2 separate regions of the Mus musculus genome follow, and region 1 is linked to region 2. Evidence: chromatin loops called from intact Hi-C (ENCODE). Cell type or tissue: gastrocnemius. All regions are shown on one strand. Each heading gives the region's core, and the rest is flanking DNA. Links, peaks and the distances in the headings are about the cores only. Region 1 holds the start of Ccdc141 (coiled-coil domain containing 141). Region 2 overlaps Ccdc141 (coiled-coil domain containing 141).

Region 1 (2,913 bases), core at 139-2,638, 53 kb after region 2:
GAACTTCACTATGGACCAGACCTGGGCTTTCCCTGCCCATCAATACAAACTTTGCTCTCTGAAGAGGCTGAAGTGCCTTTTCTTTGGAGATGGCAGTGGGGAAGGGAGCTGGAGAGGGGACCGTGAGTGGTTTTTCTGAGAAACAGAATCCAGCTTAAAAGACTTTTCTATATTGTTGTTAAAGTTTGTATGTTCGTTGTACCTCTGACTATCTCATAGGTTGTTGTTTAAGTATTGTGACTCCGTCTACTCTATGAATGTTTTAAGTTTGAGAAAAAGTAATGTTTACTAAAAAACAAAAAAGTCCTAGATTTGCTTCTCTTCCATCCCTGCTGGAATCTACATGTTGCCCAAAGCGTCTTTAAATCGTGTGCAAGTGACCTGATTGCACTGGGGAAGCCATGGTCCTTGTCATTCCCACTCACACCTCTGCTGAGGACAGGATGGGGAGTGGAGCTGAAGTCCTATTTGTTGTGCAGAAGTCTCCCAGTACTGAGAACCCCCCACCCCCACCCCCACCCAGCTAAGGCCTTGAGCAGGACCCTGCATTCCATGCCTCTTCAGAGAATTGCTTTGCTCAATGTCAAGCTCGGCTTTTCTCCTACACAGCTTCATGCTACTATACAATTTTGCAGCATGTAAATCCAATAGGCCTTGTAGCCAGGTATTTGTTTGTTTGTCGTTTTGTTTTACCAGGTTTGCTTTCATTAAACCTGAATTATTTGGGTGGCATAGTGTCTAAAGAGCAAGCTTATAGTCCAGAGGATCTTTCATGATGATTTCAGTCAGAGGAAAAAAAAAAAATCATGGGAGCCTCGTACAACCCAAAATAATGTGTGGCCATCTTTGCACAATTAGACATAAAACAATTAGACATAAAACACACAGTTAAGGCCCGAGTCACTGCACTTTCCTTTTCTCAAGAGGGAGAGGCAGTTTAATAAGTAGTCTGTGGCAGTCTCCATCCCCCTACAGTGGGAGAAGTATTTAGCGTTGCCTTTACCAGTGAAAACCGGTTCTGGGAGGCTTCTGGTGCATCCAGTTCTCTCAAGCTCAGGACAGTGCCCCACTCTGACCTGCCTCCCCATTCTCCATCACAGCCACTCAGAAATCTCAGGCACTGTCCTGGCCACCCAACTCTCCTGGAATTCCTCAACCTTCATCACATGCGCCTCGCCTGTAAGGACCAAACTGAAAGTACACAGTAAAGTTTGTTGGAAGGCGCTCTAGAGGCGTTTTACCCTGAAAAGCAGCTGCCAACTTGTTGGAACTTAGCAGTCCTCTGTCACGGATTTAAGTGGCGAAGATCACTTGTTATTTGTCATCTGCTCTGCATTATCCTCCCGTGCTCTCAGCCATTCCGCCAAGAGCCCCCCAGCCACACAGAGGAAAGCAAGCTGTGAGTTTACCTTGACAACGGCGATCACGATCTTGGAGTCCCCAGCGTGCACGGCTACAGAGCTGACAGTGGTGGTGGAAGCACCCACATGGGGACTTTCTTTGCAGGACATGGCACTTTAGAAGCAGGGCTTAAACCCCGAGCAGCCTTGGTAGTGATGCTGTCTGCTGGTCATGTCAGAAGGCTTCCACGAGGCTACCGGGACTCTTTCAGGGAACGCGCCTCTGTTCACACTGATTGCCCGGCCAAAAGGAAAGAACAGGAAGTTAAAAATAGACAGCCCCATTGAGCTTATCGAGAGGGAGGGGGAAAGGGGAGAGAGAGTTACACTCGCGGGGGGGGGGGGGGGGGGAGGGAGGGAGATGGAGAGAGAGACACAGAGACAGAGCACCACCCCCCTAGTATGGTAACAGAAAGTGCCAGTTATTTGAACCATTATCTGAAACTCGAGGGACAGCTTTGAGCTCTTTGCCTATCAGCTGATGTCTGATAGCTAATGGAAAAAAAAAAAACAAAAAAAAACTACATCCTGACAACCCAAATTAGTTTTGCCATCGAAACTAAACAGTTGTAGCTATGGACTTTGCAACCAGAAAGTCACTGACCTGGATATCAGTCTTTTCAAGTCTTCTTCGTGCAAAGAAAACTACTAAAAATGACTCTCTCTCTCTCTCTCTCTCTCTCTCTCTCTCTCTCTGTCTCTCTCTGTCTCTCTTTCTGGTATTTATTTGAGGAGTTAAGTATTTTTAAAACAACTCACCCAGGATTTATCAAGAACTACACATCTTCCTGGGATTTCTCTGTGACTGTTTTCTGAACAGTATTTTCCAATTCAGCCAGCAAACAGCTGTGAGAAAGCTCAGCACTTCCATGCTTCTTGTTAACTCTAAGAAATGTGTTTTCTTTGTAGTGAACATTTTGTTTCTTTTTTGTTTGTTTTTGGCTCTGCTTTGTTTAGCCTCCTAGACTGTTCTGGCTCCCCCCGCCCCCCACCTCTCTTTCTTTGTAAATCCCCATTTCTACCTGGAGAAAAAAAAATTTTCAACTAGCTTCAAATCAGAGTGAGGCTCACAGATTAATCCTATTGCTAGAAGCTCTGCCTCTGTCAGAAGTTGTCTGTGGTATTAAGCAGCAGCTGTTGGAGCCCTGTCAAAGAACAGCTGAAAATAACACCACTGAAGTTTAGGTCAGAGGTCAGAGGCAAACACATCAGAGACACTAACTCCAAATCTGATGAAACCACTGGAGAGCCCTGGGATGAAAGATAAACCCGAGGACGGAGCCATAAACGGAGCCAAAGGAACCCACTCCCTGTGTAGCCCCCCTTAGCTCTGAGTAAAAGCACGTTAGACCCTGGGCCGACAAGGCGGGGGCTGCGTAAGCAGTGCCACTGATTTCTTATGCTAAGGCTTATGAAAACATTGTTGAGTTGAAATGTGGGCGAATGCGTGCACACGCACACGTACGTGGGTGTCAGCAATTGCTCTTCTTTCCCTGGCTGCTCTGCATACTGT
Region 2 (2,913 bases), core at 269-2,768:
ACAGCTTTACTTCTAACCGTAGTTGTTAGAAGAACTTCCCCATCGCAAATATACACACCCCAAATGGAACTACTATAATAATATACTGTAAACAGTGTTAAAGTTTTGGGTTATTTACTTCTGGAATTTTTCATTTAATATTTTGCAGCACGACTGAATATGAGTAATCCATGAAAGTGACCAAATGAATTTAATGAACTTATGGTCAAACATAACAAGTATAATAAGTGAGCTAAAGAACTAGCCCAAAGGCAGACAAAGTTCAGAAGGTTGGATGAGAAGACCACGCCCCACCATTGGTTTACAGATTTGAATGAGAAGACCACGCCCCACCATTGGTTTACAGATTTGAATGAGAAGACCACACCCCACCATTGGTTTACAGATTTGAATGAGAAGACCACACCCCACCATTGGTTTACAGATTTGAATGAGAAGACCACACCCCACCATTGGTTTGAGTATTGAAGGCTTCCTTCCCAGGAGGTGAAGGATCAGGAGATGTGATCTTGTTGGAGGAGGTATGTCACCTGGGATGGGCTTTGAGGTTTCAAAAGCCAGGGCCAGGGCCACCTCTATTCCCCCTCTAGTTTCTATGAATCAGAAGTAAGCTCTCAGCTACTACTCTAGCACTATCCCTGCCTGTGGTCACGATCCCCTCCCATAACGGCCATGAACTCGCCATCTGAAGCTGTAAGCAAGCCCCAATTAAAGGCTTTCTTTTATAAGCTTCTCTGGTTGTGGTGCCTCTTCACAGCACTAGAAGTTGATTTTTAACTACTTTGCAGAGAAGGATGAGTTTTGAACTAGGCCGGATGCCCAGCTGCTCCTGTTCTCTTGCACATAGGGTGAGGCTAACACATCCAGCAGTTTAGACACGAGCTGGGATCTGGCTAAAATACAGCTTCGTGCCAGCTCTTACTGTAGCTCGAAAATGACAGAGTGAACACGTGAAGATTTGCTCTAAACACTATGTACTTCATATATTTTCACACATAATTATGGCTTTATTTTTGTAAGAAATGGATAGATAGCTACCATTATTAGCCTCATTTTACACAAAGAAAAGTAGTACACAGAGACTAATAACCTTGGTAGTAAGTATAAAAGCCTAGAAAGGTATCCGTGCCCTCTGCCCCAGAATCCCTGTGCTGTAGCCCTTGACCACACTGAAAGCAATGATGATCAGCATGCATTCTAATCAGCAAACACCTATCGCTTTCAGAACTACAAGCTTCTCCTATAAACATTACGATACTTTACATTTCCTGCTAACAAGGAATTAAAAAAGAATTCCAGACGTAGCCAATGTGCCAAAATAAAAGTCTATGATAAGTTTTAAACTACATATGGATTGTTATTTATGTCTGCTATTGGACCAAACTCTCAGATTCCAATATCACCAAGCTAATTATAACTCTCCCCCACACCCCCTATTTTTGCCTTATATACAGCCTTTATGTATTTAAAGAATAATTTTTTTATGCTTCTTAACCCTGCCTATGCTGTGTCATATTAACTTAAGCTGGTCATTCATTCAGACTCTAAAGTAAATGAGAAAGCAGCGGCATGTGCCAGAAAACACACAAATAAACACAAGTGTGTGTTCATACACAAACAAGACTTGCGGATGCCTCATAGGCACAAGACTCCACGCATCGAAGCTACGCATCCACAGGGCATCTCAGACGCCATCTTGGCTGCAGCTAATAGGGAAGATAGTGTCTGATAATGGCTGCACTCTCCTCAATTTATGAACCATAAAACCTTCCCAGTGAATTCTGTTACCCTCCCCGCCCTGCAAAAACTTACACAAATATACATAGGTGCACCCTGGGTATTAAAAGCAGAGTGCCTGCCCCATCTTAATTCTCCTAGATGCCCTTGACATCGCCTTGCATAAAGAGGCCATGAATAACTTAGTGTTAGTATATTTGTTTGCTTCACTTATGTCTGATTGGGACAATTGAGAAAAATTACATTCATAAATCTTCTTGCCAAGATAATTAATTATGCACAAAATATTCCATGCTGCTTCTGATTTTCATTAATGAGGCAGATTATCTGCAAACTAAGATGCTGCTATGACTGGAAAGAAAGGGCAGGATGTTCGCCTGTCGGCATGAAACGCGTGCACATTGTCTTACATAGGAAAAACGGTGATAAAGGGACGCCCAGGGAGGGTGCTTTTCAAATGATCACATCCCAACTAAGACAGAAAAGGAGTTCATTTTCACTTACTTTCCCCTGTAAGCAATGAACATCTGAGTTGCTATCATGCTGGTCATTTCACTTCCTTCCCCCAAAGAGAATGAACTGAGGCCACAGCACCCAGAGTCGCAAAAGTATCAATTGTCTCAAATAATCCTTAGGGGAGATGCCTCAGATGGTCAGAAATGCATAGTCTCTGCTCTGATTAGTCACCTCCTTCCTCTTTTCCTTAAGTGCTTAGAATGACTGGCAGGGCTGCCGGTTTATTAACGTGTCTGTTCACTGTCTTATGCTCCATAAAACAAGCACAGAATGCACACGTCTCCCCTCTTAGGAAGTAAGTTTCTACTGTGCTCTAGGACTACTGGGCACATGGTACAGGAATATCACGTCCTGCTCTTAACTCCCTAGCAATCTCTCAATCTGGTGTTCACACTGCCAAGTACAAGCACGGCAGCATCTACAGAACTGTGAACAGAACATCTTAAGCCTTTTGGACATTACACTAATGTTTACTTAGACTGATAACAATCAAGACGGCACACTTAATTTTTTATAGCTCTGAGAAACTGGAGAGGTTCCACCTCCTCACCAAGAAGACACTGTTTAAGTCATATTACAGTCAATATTATAGACGCATCAAATTTCATATTCTACTTTTGACCAAAGGATATATCTATTATTTGGCTAGATTCATAAAAG

The links. A loop is a pair of places that touch in the nucleus more often than their neighbours do. Peaks named below come from ENCODE experiments on the same cell type or tissue, not always from the same donor. Only the 100,000 strongest peaks of a DNase experiment are listed, where the experiment ranks them.
Region 1: a loop joins it to region 2, with 2.1 times the contacts of the local background. A loop is called at or near these places in 5 of 42 quality-filtered maps.

What each region holds. Positions count from the first base shown.
Region 1 is chr2:77,168,976-77,171,888 of GRCm38, forward strand. It overlaps Ccdc141 (coiled-coil domain containing 141), which reads right to left and starts at 1,660. Exons shown (of 24, transcript NM_001025576.3): 1 at 1,410-1,660. The coding sequence starts at 1,511. In gastrocnemius, for the core only: no CTCF peak of the experiment used is centred there; a DNase peak (open chromatin) is centred at 1,441; H3K4me3 peaks cover 2,345 bases; H3K27ac peaks cover 2,281 bases.
Region 2 is chr2:77,115,694-77,118,606 of GRCm38, forward strand. The region is part of intron 5 of Ccdc141 (coiled-coil domain containing 141); the gene reads right to left. Among named protein-coding and RNA genes, the nearest start is that of Gm39862, 46 kb to the left of the region's middle. In gastrocnemius, for the core only: no CTCF peak of the experiment used is centred there; no DNase peak of the experiment used is centred there.